2 separate regions of the Homo sapiens genome follow, and region 2 is linked to region 1. The links are chromatin loops, found by intact Hi-C in ENCODE. Cell type or tissue: Caco-2. All regions are shown on one strand. Links, peaks and the distances in the headings refer to the core of each region. The heading gives the core; the rest is flanking DNA. Region 1 overlaps MYLK (myosin light chain kinase). Region 2 overlaps MYLK (myosin light chain kinase).

Region 1 (5,380 bases), core at 144-5,143:
CAGGTTTCTGGCAGGAGGAGGCAGCCAGGCAGAATGTGATCTTTGGTGTTAAACTTGGGTTCAGTTCCATCCCATTCACTTACTGGCTGGGTGTTCTTGGGCATGGGTTTTAACCTCTGTGAGCTGACTTGAGTTTTGTCATCTGACAATGAGGGCGGTTATAAAAATTAAATGAATATAGGAATATAAATAGGCACAAAACAAAGAATAGCTTTTATTATATATACCGGGCAGTGTTCTCCAGGTCTATATAATGACTTGTAAATCAACCAGCAGACACTAATGATGTCTACTTTCTATTGAGCTCTGTAGAGGCTTATAAAACAAAGGTAAATGTGGGCCAGGCACGGTGGCTCACGCCTGTAATCCCAGCACTTTGGGAGGCCAAGGCAGGTGGATCACAAGGTGAGGAGATTGAGACCATCCTGGCTAACGCGGTGAAACCCCGTCTCTACTAAAAATACAAAAAATTAGCCAGGTGTGGTGGCGGGCGTCTGTAGTCCCAGCTACTCGGCTGTAGTCCCAGCAACTCGGGAGGCTGAGGCAGGAGAATGGCATGAACCCAGGAGGCGGAGCTTGCAGTGAGCCAAGATGGCGCCACTGCACTCCAGCCCAGGCGACAGTGTGAGACCCCGTCTCAAGAAACAAACAAACAACAACAACAAAAAACAAAGGTAATGTGTCTATGCTAAGAGACTCTGGGTGGGTAGCAAGAGAGCTAACACATAGGTAATTAGAAAACAGGGACAACATGCAATTTCCAAGTTTCATTAACAGAATTAAAGGATGACAAGAAATTCAGGGGCTAGAGTGATGCAGGAAGGCCTCAAAAATGGAGAGGAGGAAGGGAGGGTAAGCATTTGCCAGGAGAGAGGAAGGCAGGAACATTTGGCTCCGGTGTCTGAAGGCTGTTAGCTCCTTCCTTGCTGGGCCCTGGCACAACACCTTTGACCTTGCAGCGCACTCCCAAACATGCAGGTGTGCTTGTCCTGAGGTTTATTTTGGGGGTGGTTTTCATTCTGGCCTTGTTTTCCCTCTGCTGCCAATAATATTTCTGAAACATCTGAAATTGTTTTATTTTATACTCGATCAAAAATATTAAGAGGCAATTGGGTGGCCAGAGTGAAAGCCCAGAGGCCCGTAGAAGACTTTTGGGTTTCTGGGGCTTTGTGTTCTCTTTTCATGCCTCATATATTGTAGCTCACTTCCTAGTTCTGGAATCACAGGGTGTTAGGACTAAGGGTCAGGTCCACTTGACCTTTGCATTGGACTGAAGAGGAAACTCTGGCCTAAGATGCCAAGTGGTGGCTGGGCACCGTGGTTCACGCTTGTAATCCCAGCACTTTGGGAGGCCAAGGCGGGTGGATCACCTGAGGTCAGGGTTCAGGACCAGCCTGACCAACGTGGTGAAACCCCATCTCTACTAAAAATCCCAAAATTATCCAGGTGTGATGGCAGCCTCCTGTAATCCCAGCTACTCGGGAGGCTGGGGCAAGAGAATCACTTGAACCCAGGAGCAGAGGTTGCAGTGAGCTGAGATCATACCACTGCACTCCAGCCTAGGCAACAAGAGCAAGACTTCGTCTAAAAAAAAAATCCAAGTAGTAGAGCCAGCATCAGCCAGAGTTCTCATCACTACCTATCCTGGTGGAGGATGGTGATGGCATAGGAAGGTGAACGGCCTGACATAGGCAGGAAGAATGGATACACATTGGTTCCCTCATCTGCCCACCTGCTTCTCTAGAGTCCTTTAAGGCTGTCCTCTTTAGTCTGAGGGTCCAATGGGGAGCAGGAGTGAATGTCCTACCTTTATCTGGCCTGTGATCACTGCCATCTGTCTGCTTCAGGGCCCCTGGATACCGAGTGCTGTTCCCCTTTCCTGGGGTCAGACTACATGGAATGTCATCTGAGGCTGTGGGAAACACCAGGAAGATGCCCCGGGTTTGGGGGCTAGCTTCAGCACTGTCTTCTGCTATGTGACGTGGTATCTCCAGGTCTCAGATTGTGCACCTTTAAATGGACAGAGAAGCCCTTCTCTACTCATCTGATGAGGCTGTAGGCAGATGAACACGTGCTTGGCAACCTGTGCTTGTGCTGTGGTCGTAAGGGTAGTGTCCTGCTAGGCACTGTGCTCCTGGAGGTCACCAGCTGTGGTTCATCTTGTATCCTTACTCATAGCCTGGTGCCTGACACACCACAGGTGCTCAGTACATCTGGGTGGAAGGACTGGCTAATGGGGTAAATGGAGGTGCTCAGAGAAGATTCTAAGGGATTTGCTGTGTGCCACTCCATGAGAAGGCACTTTCCACTCATTCACCTCACTTCTTCAGTTATGTCTTCTGTAGGGCTAGGTATACTTCATTCTAACTTTTCTCCTGAGCTTTATGCATCTTTCCAGCCAAGTACTGAGTCCATTCACAGAACATGACTCAAGCAGATGTATTCCTAAACTTCCCCATTGTCCAAGTTAAATTTCCATTTGGTATTTTCCTATTAGTGTCAACAGGGTGATCATTTTCGTAATCACTTGGTTGCTGATCTTGTGGAAACGAGTATGTTCATGAGGAAGCAGCAGGTGGCTTTAGAACGTGCCTGGAGGAACAGTTCTTATCTTGCAACCTGCCTCTGATTACTATCAAAAGCTCCTGCCTTTCCAATAGTCACTCATGGTATACATGATACAATCAACGCAGTTGCTACTGATGTTACCCAATAGTATGTTTTAGGGAGTTCTCAGGCTTCTTATTGTGATTGGGCAGGCACCTAGGGACTCAGCTCCTCCCCTGTGGGCCTGCTGATTATCCCAGGCAGAGAAACACTTGGTTTTACTTTGATATTACTATTTTTTCCTGACCAGACCGTACTAGCTCACACTTGGAGTATTAACTGTGGCTTCTCTGTAGCCCAAATACATCGTACACTTGATTGCTTTGTTGATCTAAAACATAGTCTGACTGTGTCACCACCTTCAGGAACCCCCGGTGGCTCCCTGTTTCACACAGAACAGCCTTAAGCCATTCACAGGCCTCTATAATCTGACCTCCAAGCCCAGTCTCATAGCAGCCACCCCCACACTCCTTGATCCCACTACAACCAGACTTCTTGTCTCAGCCCAATTGATACTTTCCTGTGTCTCTGACTGTGACTGTGAGTTCATCCTCACCTGGAATATTCTTCACTTGTCTGTTTGATTGACAGGTTCTTCTATCCTTAAACATTTGTTCAGGGAATGAGTTAAGTTCCTAATAACTGTCAGATACTGCCCCCAGAGGCTGCCTCTGACCTTTTCAGCCTCAACTTCTCTAGAAATAAGTCCCTGTAAAATTCTTTTTACAGAGACAAGTCATAAATTATTATGGTATGTTTTTATCATTTGTTTAATTTTTCTCATGCTAAAATTTTATATCTGTAACTATACTGAAAAAACATCAAGGGAAGGACATGTTAATGCCTCTGTTTCCTCATAGCAGTGGTTCCAGAACTGGCTGATAACAAAATCTCTTTGGGAACCTTGTTTGAAAAATAATCTATGGCTCCCCAGTCCCAGCCCAGACTACCTTGGTGGGGTCAGGGAATCTCTGGTTTAACAAAGCTTTCCAGATGTTTGTGATGTCAACCTGATTTGATGTTTCACTATGTAATTGTTTCTATTATTTCTTTGATTTGTGTATTAGGAAGGATTCTTCAAAATTAACAGAAACCAATTCGGGCCAGCTGAAGAGAAAAAATAAAGGTAATAGCATGATAAAAGATGGATTCTTATATTTTCTTTATTCCAAATTATAGCCACTAAGATTCGTATCACTTTATAGTTTCTCAGGAAAAAGCACTTCCTTTCATATAGACAATTTTAGAAAAGTTTCTAAATTACAATATACCTTAATTTTTGAAATTGCATACCAGTTTTTTCATCATTATAATCAAAATATAAAGATCCTTCTGAACTATGATAATGTGATAACTGATATAATCTATCAGAGTTACATATGATTTCAAGGTGAAATGCTGTTTTTCATAATCTGTGTTCATGATTTTTGAATGTTGATGCATTCTTGCCTTCCTGGAATAAACACTTAGTCATAATGTATAGTTTTTTTAAAAAAAAAATACCCCAGTGACTTTGATTTTCTAATATTTTATTTTGGTTTTTTACATCTGTAGTCCTAAGTGAGATTGAACTATTAATTGTCTTTGCTTCCCTTGGCCAGTTTTGTATGTGCCCACAATTTTGACATTTTTGGCACCTTTAGGATTGACAGAATAAGTCTGAGGAATATTAAAGTCTACCAGGGTTTTGTCTATGTATTCTTTAGATTAAATTTTGAGTTCTAGCTTTTCTATAAGTAATATTGCTAAAAGTTAGATATCTTTTTCTAAAAGTTAACTGGAAACTTTGAAAAAAATAAATATTCAGTATCTACCTGATCATCTGTTGCACATAAATCAGTCACACCAACTTTTCCTAGTTTCGGTGTATTCTGGTCTGGTAAATTTGGCAGTTTCTACTGTCTTTTTATTCCATTGTTTGACAAATGATCAGCATTTTCCCAGGTACACAATAACTTTTCTTTTCAATGCTGCATCATAATAGGTTTTTTTGAAGACTCTTTTTCTTTCTCATGTAAAAAAGTAGATATAATTTATATACAGTAAAATTCACCTGTTTTAATGTACAATTCTGAACAATTAATACATAATTATGAGGAAGTTCAGTTCTGAATTTTGACAAATGTATATATAGTCATATAGGCACCATCACAATTGAGATACAGAAGAGCTCCATCACCTCCCAGAATTGCCTTGTGAGCTTTTGTTGTCTGCTCTCCCACCATGCAGACCTTGGCAGTTACTGATCTGCTTTCTCTCCCTGTGTTCTTTCCTATCTCGGAATGTCATATAAATGGAGTCATGGTTTGTAGGCTTTTTAGTGTGCCTGCTTTCACTTAGCATTAATGTGTTGGAGATTCATCCATGGTGGTGGGTATATCAATAGGTTATTCGTTTTTGTTGCTGAGTATTATTTCATTGTAAAGACGTATCACCGTGTGTTTACCTATTCCCCAGTTGAAGGACATTTGGGCTGTTTCCAGTTTGAGGTGATAATGAACAACTCACTATCAATGTTTGTGAACAGATTTTTAGGTGAACATAGATTTCATTTCACTTGGGTAAATATCTAGGATTGGGGTTTCTGGGAGGTATGGTAAATGTAATGGAATACCAAACTGTTTTCCAAAGTGGCTGTACCATTTTGCATTCCTGGTAGTAATATATGAGGGTTATATTTTCCACATCTTTGTCAGTACTTGGTATTGTCAGATTTTAAAAATTTTAGACATTCTAATAGGTATAGTTTTATCATATTGTGTTTTTAATTTGA
Region 2 (5,380 bases), core at 138-5,137, 78 kb after region 1:
ATCAGAACTATCATGAGGTACCATCTGACATCAGTCAGAATGGCTTTTGTTTAAAAGTCCAAAATAACAAATGTTGGCAAGGCTGTGGAGAAAAAAAGAAAGACACTTATACATTATTACATGGTGAGAGTGTAAATTAGTCCAGCCACTGGGGCAGTTTGGAGATTCCTCAAAGAACTAGGAGTTGAACTACCGTTAGACCCAGCAATCTCATTACTGGGTATATAGTCAAAGAAAGATAAATCATTCTATCATAAGGACACATACATCTGTATGTTCTTCACAGTGCTATTCCCAATAGCAAAGACATGGAATCAAACTAGGTGCCTATCAATGGTGGAGCAGATAAAGAAAATGTGGCACATATACACCATAGACTATTATGCAGCCATAAAAAAGAATGAAATCATGTCCTTTGCAGCAACATGGGTATAGCTGGAGGCCATTATCCTAAGCAAACTAACACAGAAACAGAAAAACAAATACCACATGTTCTCACTTGTAAGTGGAAGCTAAACATGAGGTATACATGAACATAAAAACAGAACAATAGACACTCTAGGGATTGCTAGAGGAGGGAAAAGGGAGGGGAGCAAGGGCTGAAAAACTATCTGTTGGGTACTATGCTCCCTACCTGGGTGATGGGTTTAATCATACCCCAAGCCTCAGTATCATGTAATCTACCTTTGTAATAAACCTGCACATGTACTCCCTTACTCTAGAATAAAAGTTTTTTTTAAAGGGAAAATAAAGTAAAAGTTAAAAAATAAAGAAGACCACTTTTCCCTTTCTCCTTGTGTATTTTAAGAAGGACAGAAATGAGAGTAGATGGTAACAGAGAGAGTAGGGAGATAGGCTAATGTGGTGGTTCTCAAAATGTGCCCTGGATGTCCCTGAGACTCTTCCAGGGTCCCTTGAGGTCCAAGTTATTTTTGTAAGAAAACATCATTTACTTTATTTCACTCTCATTCTCTTTCAAGCGTACAGTGGAGTTTTCTAGTAGCTGTGATGTCACAATAGATTGGATGCAAAAGCAGATATGAAAATTTAGCTGTTTTCTACTAGCCAGACATTAATTTGCAAAAAGGAGCAACTCTTCTCATTAAATTCTTTTTTGTCTTAGAAAATATATTTTTCTCTTAAAATGTTATTTATGTTAGCCTATAATGGGCTTATTGATGTTTTAAAATGAATTAATATTTCCCAGTTTTAATTTCCAATACTGTAAATATTGACAGCAGTAACTCACAAACAAAAGCTCTCTGGGGGCCCTCAATAATTTTTAGAAGCATAATGGGGCCCACCCTGAGACAAAAATGTTTGAGAACTACTGGGAAAGCAGGTAGGGGGTCTCCTAGGTGTTAAAAGAATACCAGCTCTTCAAGAATCAGATATGAATCAAGGGAAAACTTAAATTCATGTCATTGCCGATTCGGATGTCCACAGTCTGCCCCAAGGTGTGAGTTGCATAGGATGTTCCTTTGGAACTATGAAAATACCTTCTCTTGCTGGAGGAAAAGGTCTGGACAGGGCATCACCTTGCTGCCTCATTTTAGAGGAGTGCTCCAAGGATCATTCCTGAAGCTCTCCAGGGCTCTGGACCAACGAGGCAAAGTCGTGCTCAACATGAACACAGTCTGTGGAGTCTGGGCCTCATCAGTGCAGTTCCTTATGAGAAACACAGCACAGGAGTTCTCCATCCATCTGCTTGCTGGGCTTGCATCCTGCTCTAGGGATCATAAACAGGGCTTCTTCAGCTTAGGGAAGAAAGAGCTGGGTCTCAGGAGGAAATATCTTATGATCCCTGGGTGGTAATCCCAGGCCAGATGTGCCAAGGGGTTGGAGTGGTGTTCCAGGCCAGATGTGGAATTGGGAGAGTGCCCAGCCCCTCCGAGGACTCAGCTCTCTGCTTGACAGGGTCCTCCCTTTGCTCCACACTCAGATTAGAATCTGCAGCTCTGAACAAGTAAAAATAAAAACCTGTGAGCTTCCACCCCTGGCTCCCCCAGGACTCCATTGAGAGCCTCTGCAGTGGCAGCCAGAGGTTTCAAAGGTCACCCCAGCTGGGCGGATTAGAACAACAGATCTCCCGGACCGGGTGAAGTTGGCTGCTCAGCGGAAGGCAAATTGCACCATCTGCGAGCAGAGTCAGAACAAAAGCCCCTTAACTTTTTCGGTCTGGCCCTGGGCTCTGTGGCGCCCGGCACTCCTTCGGTCTCCATTCTTGGCTGGACCTTGGACAGGAACCTCTGCAGTACGGTGGTGGTGAAGTGTGGCTGCCTCGCATCCTGACTCATGTGAGAGCTGCCGAGGAAGAAGCTGCGGTAAGGTGTGTCCCGTTCACTGGTGTGTGGTCCTGCCCAGCTTTGCTCCGGTAGGTCATAGCAAGTCAGCCTGGCACAGCCGAGGAGCAGCGCACTCCGGAATTAGGAGTGATTAGAGAACTTGTCAGGATTTGAGTGCATTGCAGAGAGGATTAAGGTGGGAGAGGGAGCTGTCAGTGCCTGGGGCATTTGCACGTGGGTGGTTTTGCTGCCTCTGATGTGTGCTGTTGTTGGAGGTAGGGTTCACGGTAGACTGCGGAGCCTGCTTGGGAGCCCCTCCCTCTAGGGAAGGTATGATATTTCCAAGATGCCCGGCAAACTGACCAGGTGCTTCAAGACAATGATCATTTAAAATGTATACACTTTGGGTAGGGAAGGGGATAACTGGTTTCTCTAAACTTGTTCTGTGGTATTACTTGAGCCCTGATTTTTTAAACTTTTTTTCTGAGTCATTTGCCTTATAGTTACAATCTCTTTTCGCTGTAGTTGAAAGTGTTCCTTTCTGGGTTCAAGAGACAATTTAAAGTGCTTTTGATCAAATTAAAGTCCAGTTAACTCAATGCTGCTTCAAATAGTTAATAAATTATGTTACTTGTGAAAGCCTCATTTAGAGGTGGGCGTTGGCCCAAGCATCAGGGGGTGAGGGGTGAGGGGTAAGGGGGGTAAGGGGGAGTTTCCAGCTCTTGAACCACTGCTCTTTTTGACCCTCTCCCCTGTTTTTTCTTCTTACTTCTCTGTGTTTCCCCTTTGATCTGTGTTTAGCTTGTATTGAATAAGACCCCCTAGCTGGGTGTGTTTGATTCTAGCCACTGAGCATTGCTCTGCATTAGAGAAATTATTGTAGAAATCACCCAACCTCTCTGGTTTTCTTGATTGGAATATAGTCCACAGGCTTGACAAGGGATTAGAGAGGAACGAGGTTTGGTCTAATTTACTTTATTATTAATTTTTTTTCTGATAGAGCATTCCACATATGTCAGTAACCATTAATTGTGTGGCAGAGATCTGTTTATGCTGATGATGGCAGTGGGTGGGGCGATGGGCTGAGGGTGAGCAGAGCTGTTTGGTGTGGCTGGGCTCTGGTCCTGTCCGCATGGTAGTTGAGTAACTCTCCCCCACAAAAGCACTTTGCAAGGGACTAGATGTTCCCTTGCTGTATTGATTTGCGTGTTCCTTTTCTAACCTGAAGCCAGACCTCTCCTAGGGATGGATGACTCCTGTCTAATGTGCTGTTGAGATCAAGCAGGTGCCTTTTGATGAGAACATCTGGGGCCTTCAGGAGATTTCCATGGGCCTCTGATTTTAGATCAAGAGGACTTGCACAGAGGGTCCTGAGCCACTCCTACCTTCCAGGAGGATCTCACCACTCCTAGCTTCCAGCTCCCCTGAAAGCAAAGGTAGAGAAGAGTCTTGTGTCTTCAAAGCCAGGCCTGACAGCAGAAGGGGGAGGCACATGCTCTGCCCCTCTTCCTCTGTACAACTCCCAACCCTCTGCCTATTGCATCTCTCATTACTGGGGATGGCAAGAAATACCTCATTTGAGATGTGGGGGCCTCCGAGAAGCCAGCAGATTTTGACTTTGTAATCAGACCTTGATTTGGTTTTCACTTTTTAGCTGTGTGACCTTAGACAAGAGTAGTTGGCTTTCTAAGCCTCTATGTCTTCATTTGTGAAGGGGTGATCATTAGAACTGCTCTTTCTGATTGAGATGGGTGCCCAGCATGATGTCAGCACGTACACCTTGCTTATTAAATGGTGCTGCTAGTACAGACACAAAGGTGCTGCGGGAAGCTGCCCATGGGCCTCAGGCCCTCCTCCCCACCTTCCCAGGGAATTCTGCCATCTGCTTCCTGCTACTGTTTTCCAGTCATCTCACTCATAGACCCTTGCCTGAAGATATCTGGGGCTTCTTGCTGTCTTTGGTGAAAGGGTCTATATCTATATTCAGGGTGGAGAGACGGGCATCCCTTTGGGAACTGGATGATAATGATGTTGACAGCCACTGCTATTGAATGCCTTTTATGCTATATTATGGGTGTTACATACACTCTCGTTCAAACCTTCCCTTCAACTTTATGAGGCTGATATGATCATTCCATTTGACAGAGAAAGAGACTGAAGCCAAGAGGGTTGGAGCACCTTGCCCAGCTCACAGCTGGAAAGTGGCCGTGTCCCCGGGTTTGTGGCAGGGTCACAAAAGTCTGATCCTCATGATACCTGTCCCCACCTTCATCCCAAGTCTCTACCCGGTCCTGGCTGCACAGTGTATCATCACTTCACCTCTGTGGCAGAGGAGGAGGGCACAGGGAGCAGTGTTCTTACTGGGGTGTGGTCCTGGGTAGCTATGTGGGATATCAGATGATGCCCATTCCTTCCGCAGCCCTGTGTTTCTACGGTCGCCACACAAACAACAACACACATGCCCCACTCATGTAACTGCTGCTGTATACCAAGTCTCTAGCTTGGCCCATGGTAGATATTTAGTAAATATATTTTAATTGAGTGAATGAATATATCTTGATGCTCGCCATTAAAATTGTAGTATGACTGCTTTTAAATGGTTCTACAAACATATACTATATGCTATAAATGCTATAGATGCTATAAATATGGCAAAATGTTAATTGTTAAATCTAGGTGATAGGTATTTGGGGTGCTCATTTTATCATTCAATTCTACTGTTCTGTATGTTTGAAATTTCCCGTAATAATTTTTTAAATTTAAAATTTCTATATCATCAAATTCTTATCATTATTTTCCCTGTAAATATGTACCCATAAAACCACCTGGTATTCCACTGTATTTGACCAGTTCTCACTGTTGGATTTTTTAAAATATAGTCTATCTTCTGTCCTAAATAATGCAAATAGTGTTCTTATAAATAAATTTTGGGCTGTATCTCTGATTCTTTCCCAATAATATATTTCTAAATGTAGGATTATTGGGAAAAGACATGGAAGTATTTTTTAGAATCTTTTTACCAAATTGCTTTCCAGAAAGACTACACCAGTTTTTATTCCCCACAGAGGGTATGAGCATGCCCATCTCATCATGGT

What was found. Peaks named below come from ENCODE experiments on the same cell type or tissue, not always from the same donor. Only the 100,000 strongest peaks of a DNase experiment are listed, where the experiment ranks them.
Region 2: it touches region 1 in a loop (5-fold over the local background); 6 of 110 quality-filtered maps call a loop at or near these places.

What each region holds. Positions count from the first base shown.
Region 1 is chr3:123,874,912-123,880,291 of GRCh38, reverse strand. MYLK (myosin light chain kinase) reads left to right here. Exons shown (of 34, transcript NM_053025.4): 2 at 3,675-3,733. Among named protein-coding and RNA genes, the nearest start is that of MYLK, 6.7 kb to the left of the region's middle. In Caco-2, for the core only: a CTCF peak has its summit at 3,263; no DNase peak of the experiment used is centred there.
Region 2 is chr3:123,796,782-123,802,161 of GRCh38, reverse strand. The region is part of intron 3 of MYLK (myosin light chain kinase); the gene reads left to right. Among named protein-coding and RNA genes, the nearest start is that of MYLK, 85 kb to the left of the region's middle. In Caco-2, for the core only: no CTCF peak of the experiment used is centred there; a DNase peak (open chromatin) is centred at 2,201; H3K4me3 peaks cover 1,182 bases.